3 separate regions of the Homo sapiens genome follow, and all the other regions are linked to region 1. A link is a contact called in ENCODE Hi-C or POLR2A ChIA-PET data. All regions are on one chromosome and are shown on one strand. The core of a region is the stretch at or near the end of the contact, and the rest is flanking DNA. Distances in the headings are between cores, read along the strand shown. Region 1 overlaps MARCHF10 (membrane associated ring-CH-type finger 10). Region 2 overlaps MRC2 (mannose receptor C-type 2). Region 3 holds the start of MRC2 (mannose receptor C-type 2).

Region 1 (4,425 bases), core at 1,286-3,785:
TCTCAGAGAAGTAAGCTAAATGGATATTGTCAGACTCCTGCCAGCAGAGACCTTCTACATTTCTTAGATCAGGGAAGGGGAATGTCTTCTCGCCCTGCCCCTCTAACATACTTTAACCTGTGGAGGCAGAGTGGCCACATTTCTTACCTGAGATTGCTGGTGCTTCTGGTAGAACTCAATCATGTTAAAGTCACCCAGGTCAACCAGCAGGCCTTGCTTACACATCTCACAGGTCTTCACGGCACCAAGATCTGCTCCTTAAATTGGATAAAGAATTATATGTACATATAACCATGGGTCTGTTTGTGTTAGCACTTTGGACAGGTGATATTTGGGGAGTGAACTTGTGTGTGTTATGAATTCTGAGCTTCAGTGACCTTCCTTTAAAGCCAGCCATCTTCTGTAGAAAATGACCTTGAATCTGAGAGCTGAAAAATTTCCTTTGTAGTCATCTATTATGCAAGCTTCATAGAAGTGAAATTCCCACGACTTTTAAATAGCAGATCTTGCTTTCTATTTAAATATAAACAGGATGGTTCATAAACTTGGAATTGCTGCACAGAGGCTAAGAGTCTGTAACACAGGTGTTTGTAAAAAGAGTGACTATTCAGCTTTTTTTTTTTTTATTGTAGACCCAACACAGGTCCAAGTAAATAAATTAGTGAGGACCAAAATAGATGGCAGAAGCTATTCTCGATCAATGGCTTAAAAATCTGCCTTTACTCCTGCCCAGGTAACATTGCCACCTGAGAACAGTGAGGGAGCGAGGGGCCAGGTGTGGGTACTAGTTACAGTAGTACCCAGGGCCAGCTCATCAGCCTGAGCTCAGACTCATCGGGGAAAAGGAATATGAGAAGGCTTCCTTTGTTGCTGTTTTTATAAAAACAGGCATTCTAGATCAGCATTTTTATCCTATTCCCCAATGCAAAAGTGGAGGATGCAGAGCTGGGCTGTTATGTCTAAGCAAACATTCTGCCAGACAGTTTCTCCCCCTTAGTTGCGGCTTTTGACTAATGATGTACTGGTGTTTATTTTATGCATTAGAAAATAAAAGACCTATTAGTTACCTGCATGTATTTGGTAAAAATAGGGCTTGTGCAGTTTCATACCTCCATTCTATTTCCCCACTGGGGATATAAAGAAACAGTAAATAATAGAGACTTTCAAAGGGCAAGGATGAACAGGAAGTAATCCCTTATCTGCATTTTGTTCGCTTGACTTTTTTTTTTTTTTTTTTTAGCGTCATTCAGTAACGCTTTAGGCTACCAAATGTCCCATGAGTCTTCCGATCGAATCCTACTGAACACACCCATACAAGCGTTGACATTTATGAGCATAGCAGCATTTTCATGACATGTTTCACAGGTAACTTTTTCTGTGTTAGATGTTTAATTGGCCCAAATTTCTAGGAAGATAAAGGATTGCATGGCAGAGTCGTTAGCAACCAAAATCTACTCGTTTTCTTCCCTCTCTGAAGGACTGAATATTTTGCTCGTTATATGGATATGCGTTTAAGCATCTTGATCAGTGGACTTATATTTCTTATGCTAGGGAAGTTGCATAAAACGGGCTCCATGGATGACACAGTAATATGATTACCCCACGTGTTCATTCTCTGATTCCATGGTGTGCTGTCCTTGGTGAGGGGGCGTGGCAACACCTCATGGGGACAGGGTAAAGCTCTAAGTCTCCCTGCAGCCTGGATAGTGACGGCTAAGGAGAAGGATATGGAAGACGGGGAGAAATAGGATCTGGCTGTGGGGGGATATGTTTTCAGAGATGTGTGTCTGAAAGAAGCCGCAGCTATTTTCTGATCAAGTTGCTCTTTGCACTGATGTTCCATGCATTTTTTTTTTTTTTTTGCTTAAAGTTGATCTCATTCCTAAAGCCATGCTTTAAAGAAACCTTCTGTTCTCTGCCCAGAAAACTACAGCCGACCTACCGATGTGGTTGTATTTAGGTTATAACCTGCTCAGGGAGTTGAGAAGGTGCCGCACACCCAGTTATAAGATGCTAGGGAGCTGACAAAATCAGCACATGGAAATTTCTTTATCTAATATGGTTCTAGACAATCAGATCAGCACTCTTATCCCTATTGCTAAAAGGCAGCTTTGTTTAGTTTCTTAGGTGACCCCCAAATAAAAGGAAGTAGGATGTGTGTGCTGGGGGTCTCTCATGAGGGACCTTCTGAAGTATTTTGCTGGGTGTCTGCTAGCTGGGCACGGCTACTGTGTGTCTGCTGAGCTTCCACCGCTGACCCACTTCTATTTCCTTCCTCCTGAGAGGCGATCTTAGCATCTCTGCTCAGGCCTCAAGCAGAGGTAGAATTCAATAGCATTTGTTCCCAGGAGTCTTCTCTCAGATAAAAGCAAAAAACAAAAAACAAACCAAAACAAAAACAAACAAAAAACCCCCAACTCCCTCCCATAGTTTAAAGACAGCTTTTATGAGCAAGGATCTGGAGCTCAGCCACGTGTCCCTGAGTCGCTGTTCTGCGGAGGAGAGTGAGCTGATGACAAGGCTCCGGGGCCCACACCGTGGTGCCTCATGTTAATTACATGTCGTGGCACGTTCACTGCACTTCCTTCCCCACCTACCTGATGTTATTTTCACTTTCAGCCACTTTTTCAGGCACTCTTGATGAACAAACTGCAGGCTTCCCACACAGCCGCAAGGCTCCAGGAGGGGGTTGCTTGGGGAACCCCCGGCTATCTGACAGATGCGACACAAGTCTCCCTCCTCCTCGGAGTCCTCCTCCAGGAGACTAAATGTGAAAACAAGCCCTCGTGACCAGGAGGCTACACGTTTGCAGTTTCTACAAATACCAGTTCCCAGAGCATTGACAGAGAAGGAAGAGGGCTCCTGGTACTCACCCGCTGCCCCCTCTGACCCTAGTGAGATGATTTTTGATAACACAGGCACAAATTCTCTCTTTTTTTTTGAAACAGAGTCTCACTCCGTTGCCCAGGCCGGAGTGCAGTGGCACAATATTGGCCCACTGCAGCCTCAACCTCCTCAGGCTCTGGTGATCCTCCCACTTCAGCCTCCCAAGTAGCTGGATTACAGGTGCATGCCACCACACCTGGCTATTTTAAAAATTATTTTGTAGAGATGGAGTCTCACGATGTTGCCCAGACTGGTCTTGAACTCCTGGGCTGAAGCGATCCACATGCCTTGGCCTCCCAAAGTGCTGGGATTACAGGTGTGAGCCCCTGGGCCTGGCTGAGGCACAAATTCTTGTAACAGGCTTCTTTGCAATTGTCAATACGTGTGAGCTGACATGGAGGACCAGCACTGCCACCATAAATCAAGAGGTAAAGGGAAATGGCTACAGAATCATTTTCAAACTGGAGTCAAGGCCAGGAGCCCCTCTCCCTGCCAGGAAGTTGGTGGGGGTGGCATACTGGTGAGTGCATGGGATTCGTGGTCAGGGGGCCTGGGTTTGAGGCCAGCCTCTGAAACTTGTGAGTTGTGTGACTTTGGATAAGTTCCTTAATCTTCCCAAGACCCTGTTTCCTCATCTGTACAATGAGGGTCATGGTGATAACACCACTGCCACCTACTTCCTAGGGCTGTGGCCAGGCTGGCTACGTGTGACAATGAGGAACCTGTTCTGCAAACTGTAAAGTACATCTAGTGTCTGGCAAGGTGTTGTGCACAGAGTTCACTTAATAGATGTTGGTTTAGGTGGATGATGAACCAATAAACCTGGACACAATCTCCCGAATAACACCACACATGCCAACAAATGACATCAGCATTCCAGAATGTAAGCGGCTGGAATCTGATGAAGATAAGAACTAACGAAAATGTAAGTAAAGATATTTGTGTCTAATAAATGGTGAGTGAAGAATAGCTGGTCGATGTTCATGTTGGGAGGTTTTAAGAAGCCTAAGGCTATTTTCTTTTCTTTAGAGTCCTCACGGGACTGGGGGCCATCTGGTCAAGGAAAGGAAACTGGCTAGAGACTAAAATCAAAAGAGGAAGAAATGGACATTGCTCTGGATGGAGAAATATATGCTCAATTTCTTGAAAGACTTTTTTCCCCATGAAAGGGCAGCTCAGTGTAAAGAAGCAGAATTACAGTTTTCCATTATGGACATTCTCAATAACTTAAAGACATTTTCAACATTCAGACTTCAATACATTTCAACATAATTTCCATATTTTCGTAAGTAATCAGGAAGAACATGTGTACATGGGAGTGAGTGCTCCAACTGGTGAAGATAAACTAGAGAGAGATCTTGCAAGTTTGAGAAGGTAGGCAGAAAAGTGGTAGAAGATTATTTTTTGTTGTTGTTGTTTGTTTTGAGATGGAGTCTTGCTCTGTCACCCAGGCTGGAGTGCAGTGGCTCGATCTCAGCTCTCTGCAACCTCTGCCGGATTCAAGCGATTCTCCTGCCTCAGCCTCCCGAGTAGCTGGGA
Region 2 (4,716 bases), core at 461-2,960, 72 kb before region 1:
GCAAATTTTTGTACTTTTAGTAGAGACAGGGTTTCACCATGTTGGCCAGAATGGTCTCTATCTCTTGACCTCGTGATCCACCCACCTCGGCCTCCCAGAGTGCTGGGATTACAGGCGTGAGCCACTGCGCCCGGCCGACAAACATCTTTCACAAGCTCAGACTCATGCCAGGCAAAGGTCCAGGGCATGGAGAAGCCAGGGGCAGAGCCTGGGTCCTCAGTGGGCACTTGGCCAGTGAAAACCTCCAGTGCAGGTTGTTGGGAATCTCTACCTTTTTTGTCAAGTGTTACTTGAAAGACCATTACCAAGAAATTGAATTGAAAGTTAATTTTTTTCTCCTTCTTTACGGAGACGAGTTTCACTCTGTCCCCCAGGCTAGAGTGCAGTGGTGCGATCTGGGCTCACTGTAACCTCCTCCTCCCGGGTTCAAGCAATTCTCCTGCCTCAGTCTCCTCAGGCATACACCACCACATCTGCCACCATACCCAGCTAATTTTTGTATTTTTATTAGAGATGGAGTTTCACCATGTTGGCCAGGCTGGTCTCAAACTCCTGGCCTTAAGTGATCCACCTGCCTCGGCCTCCCAAAATGCTGGAATTAAAGGCGTGAGCCACCGCGCCCTGCCTGACTGTTAATATTTTAAACCTCAGTTTCTCAGGAACTAATCATTCTGGTTGAATACATTTTGCTACACATTTCTTTTGTTTGTGGGGGGGTATCTAAGTTGTTTTTTTCTTTTAAGTCAGAAAACATAAATTTTCACTATGGAAAATTGTAAATTACAGAAAGGCCCAAAGATTTTCTTCATTTCTGCTGACTCTTCAATGAACCAGAGGGGCACGTGTAATATTTCCGCTTTCGGTTACTCCCCACCCCACACACCTTGTAGACACTTTGTCAAAACTACATTTTAAAAAAATGCTTTCCCCCAAATTCGTATGGATGTCTCCTAATAAAGTCACGCAGTCACTCACTGGTTCGTCCTCAATCAACCAGGCGTGGAGTCCTAACCTGTCCATGATTTTAAGAAAGGGCAGGCGCACAACACCCCCGCACGGAGAAATGAACAGGTGTGGCTCGGCAGAGGCCTTCCGCACCTGCGTTATGGAGTGGTGGCCGCTGTCGGCGATGGGGTCCCCGCGAGGGCACAAGTGATCGCGTGGCCACGGCGAGGCTCTGCCTCCGCCCCCGCGCTCCGGGTCCCATTCCCGAATTCTGCCCTCAGCGGCCTGGTCAATGAGGTTGGATCGTTGGCCCAGAAAGCCACTTCCTGCCGCGACTGGAGCCAGCCGTCGTTGTGAAAATTCCCCCCACGGGGAAGGAAGTGGCTCTTGGGCTGTTTATTTTGGCTGCGGGCTAGCAGACGGCGCCAGGGGCAGCGGCCACGCAGACCGGGCATTTGTCTAGCTGGGCGGGAGGCGGCGGAGCGGGAAGTGCCACAGATTGAGGGGCGCACGGCGGTGGAGGGAGGGGCGCCCAGTGGAGAGGGGGCTCACGGTGACAGAGGAAGTGGCGCCGCTTGGGGGGGTGCACGATGGCAGGGGGAGGGGTGCTCGGTGGAGGGAGGGGCACACGGTGGCGGGGGGAGGGGCGTGCCGCAGATTGAGGGCGAACGGTGGCTTGGGGAGGGGCGCTCCTTGGAGTTGGGGGCGCACGATGGCGGGGGCAGGGGTGCCCCTTGGGAGCAGAAGCAGAGAAGACTCGGAACTCCAAGAGCAGGTGGATCTGGGAGCCCCAGATCCTGGGCACTGGGTTGGGGGAGAAAGGGGTCAAGGTGTGCCCGCCCCCGGGATGCTCGGACTCTGGGGATCCAGGCCTGGTGACCCCCGGTGAGGAAGAGCCAGTGGGAGGAAAGGGCCGGGCGCTGCCCGGAGCAGAGGCTGGAGGCGAGAGCGATTGCTGCTTGCTGTAGCGCGGCCGCTCTCCAGTTCCTCCGGCAAGGGGGGCCTGGGGGAGGACTGGCCGAAAATACTGTGATGCTTTGGTCTAAGACAAAAGCCAGCAGGGGATGAGATCAAACACCATGACACTGCGAAGGGGAAGGCCAGCGCGGGTGAGGATTTGCCTTCCCAGAGAACCCCAGGGGCGGGGCTAGCTTCCACTCAGCCCGCATTACCCCCACCCCCGCCCCCACCCCCGGGGCGGGGTCTGGAGGATCAGCAAAACCGCGGGAAAGGTGACAGTCGCCTTCCCCACCACCGCCTGCATTTAGTAGGTGGAGGGACAGTCCCACCTCTCCACCCATTCCCTGCCAGAGTGTGATTTAATGTCTTCCTAGAACACAGGATATCACAGTCTGCAGCACAGAGATTTGAAGTGGGGAGAAAAGCATCTCTGGAAATGACTGGTGGGGGAAGCCCGCCACTGCTCTACAAAGGGTGGCCTGTGACAGCAACAGCGCAACACTGGGACTGTGTGTGTAGGTTTTAGGCACAAGCACTTTAAGCTGTGGGAGGAAAGCAGTTTGGCCTGGCTGGGATGGAGGGGCTGTTGGGGAGGAGGGAGGAGGGTGTGAAAAGGGGAAGGTGGCCGGTAGAGGGAAACCCACCATGGTTCAGGATGTCGGTGGGGATGTTGCACAGTTGGGCGGGGTATTGGGCTTCGATATCATGTAACCCCCGTCCTCCATGGAAGCAATGCCCCCCTCGTCCAGCCCAGGATCTAATGTGCATGCATGTACGTGGACACAGTCTCTAGCCAGGGGTGGTGCAGGGTGGGGTGCTGGGTCCCCAGGGTTGGCCTCTTAGCAGGGTGGGGCTGGCAGCTTCTGCTGACTCAAGGACATTTCCAGGCCTGGCCTGGAGGTTAAGCAGCTCATTGAAAACAGCTGCTCCTCTTGGCTGGCGGCCCTTTCAGGCGGCCTCTGGCTCTCCCTGGGATGACCCCTCGCCTCTGCGTGGCCTGGGGAGGGGCAGTGAAGGGAGAGAGGCTCAGAGGCTGGAGGCCACCCTGCCATGCCCTCAGGGATGGAACTGAGTCCCCTCCAGGGCTGGCCAGCTGTCCTCCAGCCCCCAGCTTTCCAGGAGCTAAGCCAGGTGGTCGCTGGGCCCTGCGTTCCTGCCTGCAGCCTTTGCTCCTGCGGTTGGGCAGCTTGGACCGCCTTCCTTGTCCTTGGAATGCCTTCCTTGTCCTTGTCTCTGCTTGTGCCTTTCAGGGTTTTATGTGACATGCCTCTCATTCAACACATATTTGTTGAGAGTCCGCTGCATGCCAGGCACCATGCTAGAATTAACTTCTCATCTGCCTCCTTCATCTGTGATGTCTTGTGGAGAGCAGCCGTCTTATCTGAGGTCAGACCTCTGGCTGCCTCTGTGGATGGGCTGAGTCCGGGGAAACTGCAGCAACAGCTGAGGGTTTTGCTCCAGAGACACAAACTGTTGTCAAGCCTTTGCACTCAGCCTCGCGACTTCACCAAAGCATTGTGTGCCTTGAAGCAGACAGGACGGGAGAGGAGGCCTCAGTGACCATCAAGGAGGAAGGAGATGGGTTACTCAATGTAGGGCAAATTGCTTTAAAACCCAGTTGCCCATGAGCACAGGCATGTTTCCCAGGTGATGACCTGGATGTCTGAGAAACAAGAAGTGTGGACTACATCAGAAATATTCCTATCAAACTAGACACGGTGGCTCACACCTAGAAATCCTGCACTTTGGAAGGCCAAGGTAGGAGGATCAGGAGGTTGGGGCCAGGAGTTCAAGATCAGCTTGGGCAACAAAGCAAGACTCCGTCTCTACAAAAAGTAAAAACAATTAGCTGGGGCTGCGTGCGGTGGCTCACACCTGTAATCCCAGCACTTTGGGAGGCCGAGGCAGGCGGATCACGAGGTCAGGAGATCGAGACCATCCTGGCTAATGCGGTGAAACCCTGTCTCTACTATAAATACAAAAAAATTAGCCGGGCGTGGTGGCGGGCGCCTGTAGTCCCAGCTACTCGGGAGGCTGAGGCAGGAGAATGGCATGAACCCCAGGGGTGGAGCCTGCAGTGAGTGGAGATCGCTCCACTGCACTCCAGGCTGGGCAACAGAGCAGACTCCGTCTCAAACACAAACACTTTGGGAGGCCAAGGTGGGTAGATCACGAGGTCAGGAGATTGAGACCATCCTGGCTAACATGGTGAAACCCCGTTTCTACTAAAAATACAAAAAAATTAGCCGGGCATGGTGGCGGGCGCCTGTAGTCCCAGCTACTCGGGAGGCTGAGGCAGGAGAATGGTGTGAACCCTGGAGGAGGAGCTTGCAGTGAGCCGAGATCGCGCCACTGCACTCCAGCCTGGGCAACAGAGCGAGACTCCATCTCAAAACAAACAAACAAACAAACAACAATTAGCTGGGCATGGTGGGGTGCATGCCTATAGTCCCAGTTATTCTGGGGGCTTAGGTGGGAGGATCACTTGAGCCCAGGAATTCAAGGCTGCAGTGAGCTATGATCATGCCACTGCACTCCAGCCTGGACAACAGAACGAAACTCTGTCTCTTTAAAAAAAAAAAAAAAAAGAAAAAGAAAAGAAAAAAAGAAAGAAAGAAATATTTCTATCACACTTCATTTATCTGGAAAGTTCATTTCTATCTATCACCTTCACCCCCAACCGTGCAGACTTAAACTTTTCCATGGATTGCTTCATGAGTTCAGCCTCTCCAGCTTCATTATAAACGCATGAGGGCAGAGGCTGTATCTTCTTTTGATTCCTAGGCTGGAATGCAGTGGCGTGATTATAGC
Region 3 (5,054 bases), core at 672-3,171, 97 kb before region 1:
TCTCTGGCCTCATGCTCTGCGCTGGTGATGTCAAGGGGTGGGCTTCTGTCCTGCCACTGATAGTAGGAGGGAAGGCCAGCAGGAAACGCCGAAACCTACTCAAGCTGCTGGAGAAGGGGGAATCCAGCCCTGTTTCAGGGGAAGGAGTATCCTGTGTTCTGAGAGCGAGAGAGCAGCTTAGCCGGCAAATCCTTAAATCCTTCAGAGATTACAGGATTGTGCAAGAGGGAAGGCCAAGAGGGGGACCTCTGAGGCAGCTCCAGCATGGCCTGTTGTGTGCAGAGGACTGAGATCCCAGAACATGCCACACCAAGAAGACATGTCCCAAGGGGCAGTGGAGCCACAGCCACCAGAAGGGACCTGGCCCTGTCGGACCTGCTGAAGCTAGCCGTGGAGTGCAGGGGCTTTGTTGGTCTGGCTGCTAACCAAAGGGTGGCTAATGGGACCCTTTCCAGGGGCCTCTAGGGGATTTCAGTGGGGGCTTGCTTCGAGGCTCTATTACCACTGGACTGTTTACCAAGAGCCTCAGCCTGACAGAGATGGGAAGAGACGAGTGAGCATTTCTGACCCAACACCCCCACTGCAGAGTTGGGGAAACATTTACCCAAGATAGGAGGAATAAAAAGGAAAAAAATTGAATTTATTTCCAAAAAACATACCAAGGTGGACAAGATAGGAAACAATACAATTTATATTACAGTTTTATTATTATTTAAAAATTTTATATTAACAAAATGAGATGGGATCTGCCTATGTTGCCCAGGCTGGTCTTCAACTCCTGGGCTCAATCTCCTCGGCCTCCGAAAGTGTGATTACAGGCGTGAGCCACCGCACCCGGCCCATATTACAGTTTCATAGTGTTTTTGATTACTCGTGGTAGGAGAAATGTGTCTTCTTTGCACTTGGGGTCTCAACGTCTCAGTCCTGCCCTATGCCCCGAGACCCCAAGAGGCTTTCCCAAGGTCAGGCAGGGAATCCGCAGAGAGGCAGGGCTGGACTCCAGCATCCTGACTCCCCAGTTCGTGCTCTGTGCTGCAGAGACCTGTTGCGTAACACTGAGTAACTGTGGATTGTCTAACCTTTTATGAAATTTCCAGCTGGTCTTTTGCTACCGGCCAGCAGTCCAGTTGGTGGGAGTGATGATGCCGGTCTTCTGAGACGTCCAGTGGACAGATTTTCCCCAGGTTTCTGGATGCAGCCCCAACAAGCAAAAGTGCTACACTCCTGCACCGGGAACACTGACACAGGGGTCACGAAAATGCTAAAACAAGACGTGCAAGAATTGTTGCGCTCCGCACACGTAACAAGGGCTCTGCCTCCCCCTCCCCCAATCTTCGCCCTGGTGGCCAGGCCCTGGGCTCCGCCCCTTCCCCACCAGACCGGGGGAGGGGTCCTCCTCGGCATGGAGGTAGGGGATGCTAGGCTGCTGGAGACGCCCGCAGAAAGAGGCGGGATGGCGGGGCGGATGCTGGCGGCCCGGGTCTGGCCACCTGGGTCAGCTGCACGCCCCCGCCCCGGGCTGGCCGGACCTCGTAGCCCAGGTCCCACCACGCCGTGAAGTTTGCGGAAAGTTTTGCAGTTGCTTCCCCGCCCGCGCCAGCGGGGGAGTTGTGACGCAGCGTCTGGGGATCCTGGCCGGGACAGAAGAGAGGGAAGGCGAGGCGGGGAGAGACTGGGAAACAGAGCAGCAAGAGAAAGGGCGCACGCTGGGGTCCTCCTGGACCCGGCGTGTCCTCCTCTCCGCCACCCCTTTCTCTCCCTCCCGACGCTCTAGCCCCAGACCCGCGCCTCCTCCCCTTCCCCTCCCACGCTGCCCACTTCCCTTCCCCTCTACCCCTCGAACCCTCCTCCCCGGTTCTGCGCTCCTCCCTCCGCCCTCCCTCCGCCCGGGCTGCCTCCTCCCTCCTCCTCCCCGGGAGGCATCACTTCGTCCCGACCCGGAGGAGGACGCGAGCCCCTTGCGGGCGGTCATCACAGCCCAGCCTCGGGGCTGCCACAGCGCGTTGCGCCTGTGCGCCCTCGGTCCCCGCGTCCACTGAGCGCCGCGCTCGGGGATGGGGCCCGGCCGGCCGGCCCCCGCGCCCTGGCCTCGTCACCTGCTGCGCTGCGTCCTGCTCCTCGGGTGCCTGCACCTCGGCCGTCCCGGCGCCCCTGGGGACGCCGCCCTCCCGGGTAAGGCGCTGCCAACTTGGCCAACTTCAGGGCCCGGGCGGGGGGAGCGCCGAGGCGCGGGCCGCTCTCGACTTTTCCCTCCTTTTCCCCCCTCTTTTCTCCAGAAGCGTGTGTGCGTGTGTGTGTGACTGGGTTTTTAAAACTCGTCTCCGCTTTTCTGAAAGCGGGGGAGGAGAGGGGAGGAGGAGCGCGCCTAGAGGTGGGGGAGGACCTGAGTGGAACCAGATGTGGCGGGCGGCGGGGGAGGGGAGCCCGGGGGACTCCAGCAGCCTAGGAGGAAGCGGGTGGGCTCTTGAGGACCCCCGCGCACCGCGCTCCCGGACCACCCGGCGCCGGCCCGTCCTCGGCAGGGGACCTGCAGGGCGCGCCCGGGGAGCCAGGGCTCTCTGTCCGGGAGTTCCCGGGCCCAGTCTCCTCGCTCTGCCCCAGGACTGATGCGTTAGGACGGCTTTCCAACTATCCGCGAGGGTTCGTTTCCCCCACCTTCCCCCCGCCCCCTGCATCTCGTGGGCGTTGATATTTTCTTTTCCACACTTAGTCTTCAAGGAGGCTTGTGGCGCGCGGCATCCGCCCCGCGTGAGCTCGGCAGCCCTGTGAGGAGGCTCCTGCCACTGGGACGCAGCAACAGGCTGGGCGCCGCCGTGCTGTGATGTTGCGTAGCGTGGGCAGCTCTGGGCACACTAGTGGCCCTCCAGAGGGGACAGACCTTGAGCGGCAAAAGAGCTGCTAAAGATTTTAAAACCCAACGAACAGGAAACAAAACAAAAATCAGAAAACCCCAAAACTGTGCCATTCTCTTCCTGCTCCTTATTCAGGGGTAACAGTGAAGTGTGGGGACAGACAGATCCCTCGCCAAGAATCTAAGAGTTGAAAGGAAAGATCCACTTCCTGGGGGAGTGGGGGTGGGGGTGTCTGGAGTGACCGGGGGAATCGCCCGGCCCAGCTTGGTCCTGCTGGCTGTTTAATTGGGGGATGGGGACAGTCCGTGCAGTGTCTGCAGTTTTGTGCAAGGACCAGACAGCCCCCTGGAGAGTCTGGGGCCTCCAGCCTGGCCCGTGCTTGCTGGGTTGGCCTGGCGTGACGTAGGCACAAGACACATATCTGCCAGATGGGAAAGGTGGGGGCCACGGTGACCCACATTCACACCAACCGGAGACCCCCGGGGCAATTCTGGGCCCACCTGGCATTGAATGTGGGACAGACACAAACCAGGCCGGGTAACCCCCTAACCCACTGCAGGGCGGCCTCACAGGCAGTTCCCCTACCTCCTCGCACTCCTGCCTTCCTCTGCTCCTCTGCGCAGGGCCTCAGGAGGCAGGCGGTGGGAAGGGGTGGGGAGGATGGCCATTCCCAGAGCTCCAGAGCACACTTTAAAGCCAGGCCCTGGGAGAGAGTTGTGGCCAGAGTGCTGACTCGGCCTTTCCCCCTGGAGCTTTTCATAGAGGGGGCTGGAAGTGCCTGGTGAGAGGCCCGGTCAGGGAGGACAAGGACGCCTGGAGTGTCCCTCCTCCTCCTGGTCTCTGTGCCTGGCCCTCCCTGGGGCTGTGTCCAGGGATGAATAGCCTCAGAGGGTCCCCTTCCCGTTGGCACTGCATTGACCACACCCTGAGGAGGCTTGGATCTGGGTGGCAGGCAGTGTGAGGTCTTCCAGCAGCAGCTGAGCAGGAGGAGGATGGAGCTGCTGCAGGTTCCTTCCCTCGGAACCGTGCCCTCTGCACAGAGTGCGCTTGCCCCTGCCCTGCCAAATTCCACTGGGCCCTACCCTGGGAAGCCTGTTCAGAGCCTCTGGGCCGAATTCCTTGCCCGAAGAGCTGGCAGCCCCTAGTACCTGGTGAATTACGTTGTTGTTGGGAGGAATTCACCAGCACCAGAGACCAAATAGCCCAGGAAATGCATGTGGGAGGTAGGGTGTGGCAGGCCAGTGCTGCTGGGGGCGAGGCTTATGCCAGGCAGGGCAGGGGCTGCGTGTGGGCAGTTTCCTGACCACCATGGGGGAGCCCTGTGTGCCCAGAGCACGGGGCAGGGGCAGCGAGGCGGCAGTGCCTTCTTGGTGCGTGATGGTGGAATCCATCTTTTCTCCACCTTGGTGGAGTGGCCCGCGGAGACTGTCACTGGAAGGAGTCCTCTTTGTTAGTTGCCATATTACCGCATTTCTGGAGCATGCAGTTTGCTCAGCCTTGAGCCAAGTTCTTGGGGAGGAGGGAAGGTAGAGAAGAGTGTAAGATGCATCCTCTGGAAAAAGAAAATCGTGTGGGAGAATGAAACGTGGAACAGTGAACTGCGTAGGGGGCAGAATGCCATTGGTGGGATGCCTGCCTGCCCAGACCCACGCTCAACCCTTCATGTGCAAGTTCCCATTTCATTTTGATAACAACCCAAGGAGATGGTTATTGTTGGACCATTTTTGCAGTTCAGGAAATGAAGGCTAAGAGGGGTCTGATCATTTACATTGGTCACACCCCTAGTAAGTGAAAGGCTGGAGTGTGGATGCTTCCCGTCTGGAGATTGGAGGCAGGAGAGACCGTATGGGCCAAAGGGTGGCCAAGGCTGTCTGGAGAGAGGCAGGAAGGGGCCACCAGGCTGGGCTCTTCTGGGGATGATGTGGAAGCTTGCTGGCTGGGCCGGGGAGAAGGTTGAGTGAAAGAGGTGCCTGGGAGGCCAGAATGGGGATGGGACCTGCAAGCTGGCTGTGGGGAACCCCAGGGGACCCTTGGAGGTTTCCGAGCAGAGGAATGAGGGGATAGTTGCTGGGAAAGGGGCTTCTGGGAGCTCCAGGGATCAAGTCTCAAGGCCATGGGGTGAGGAGACCTCAGGAAATCTTCCTGTGGGGAAGGTCGGTGCTGCCTAAAGGACAGGGAGGGTGGCATCGGGTACTTGGGGCT

Evidence for each region. Hi-C counts contacts between places; a loop is a spot of excess contacts on that map. ChIA-PET counts read pairs that join two places held with the same protein, here RNA polymerase II (POLR2A). Pooled maps may share reads with other maps.
Region 2: a map with no recorded cell type shows a loop between it and region 1 (14-fold over the local background). The contact joins two enhancer-like sites. A Hi-C loop is called at or near these places in 1 of 168 maps with a recorded cell type or tissue (endothelial cell of hepatic sinusoid), 19 of 37 single-sample maps with no recorded cell type and 14 of 50 pooled maps. POLR2A ChIA-PET finds 5 or more read pairs at or near these places in 2 of 52 experiments (activated CD8-positive, alpha-beta T cell and naive thymus-derived CD4-positive, alpha-beta T cell).
Region 3: a pooled map shows a loop between it and region 1 (6-fold over the local background). The contact joins the promoter of MRC2 here to the enhancer-like site in region 1. A Hi-C loop is called at or near these places in 5 of 50 pooled maps. POLR2A ChIA-PET finds 5 or more read pairs at or near these places in 4 of 52 experiments (Caco-2, HEK293, WTC11 and 1 more).

Annotation. Positions count from the first base shown.
Region 1 is chr17:62,722,341-62,726,765 of GRCh38, forward strand. It overlaps MARCHF10 (membrane associated ring-CH-type finger 10), which reads right to left. Exons shown (of 11, transcript NM_152598.4): 7 at 2,598-2,764; 8 at 148-257. All of the region lies in intron 2 of MARCHF10-AS1 (MARCHF10 antisense RNA 1), which reads left to right. Among named protein-coding and RNA genes, the nearest start is that of MARCHF10-AS1, 18 kb to the left of the region's middle. RefSeq lists an enhancer at 2,589-2,668. Within about 2 kb of position 2,536, at least 8 of the 41 ENCODE cell types and tissues checked have a DNase peak (open chromatin) inside an H3K27ac peak, as active enhancers do.
Region 2 is chr17:62,651,246-62,655,961 of GRCh38, forward strand. All of the region lies in intron 1 of MRC2 (mannose receptor C-type 2), which reads left to right. Among named protein-coding and RNA genes, the nearest start is that of MRC2, 26 kb to the left of the region's middle. RefSeq lists enhancers at 608-1,319, 1,320-2,030, 2,743-3,453. Within about 2 kb of position 1,711, at least 27 of the 41 ENCODE cell types and tissues checked have a DNase peak (open chromatin) inside an H3K27ac peak, as active enhancers do.
Region 3 is chr17:62,625,749-62,630,802 of GRCh38, forward strand. MRC2 (mannose receptor C-type 2) reads left to right here and starts at 1,922. Exons shown (of 30, transcript NM_006039.5): 1 at 1,922-2,172. The coding sequence starts at 2,055. It overlaps LOC107985020 (a long non-coding RNA gene), which reads right to left and starts at 2,302. Exons shown (of 2, transcript XR_001752961.3): 1 at 2,097-2,302; 2 at 689-1,261. RefSeq lists enhancers at 1-147, 148-648, 4,803-5,054 and silencers at 1,842-2,281, 2,482-2,551.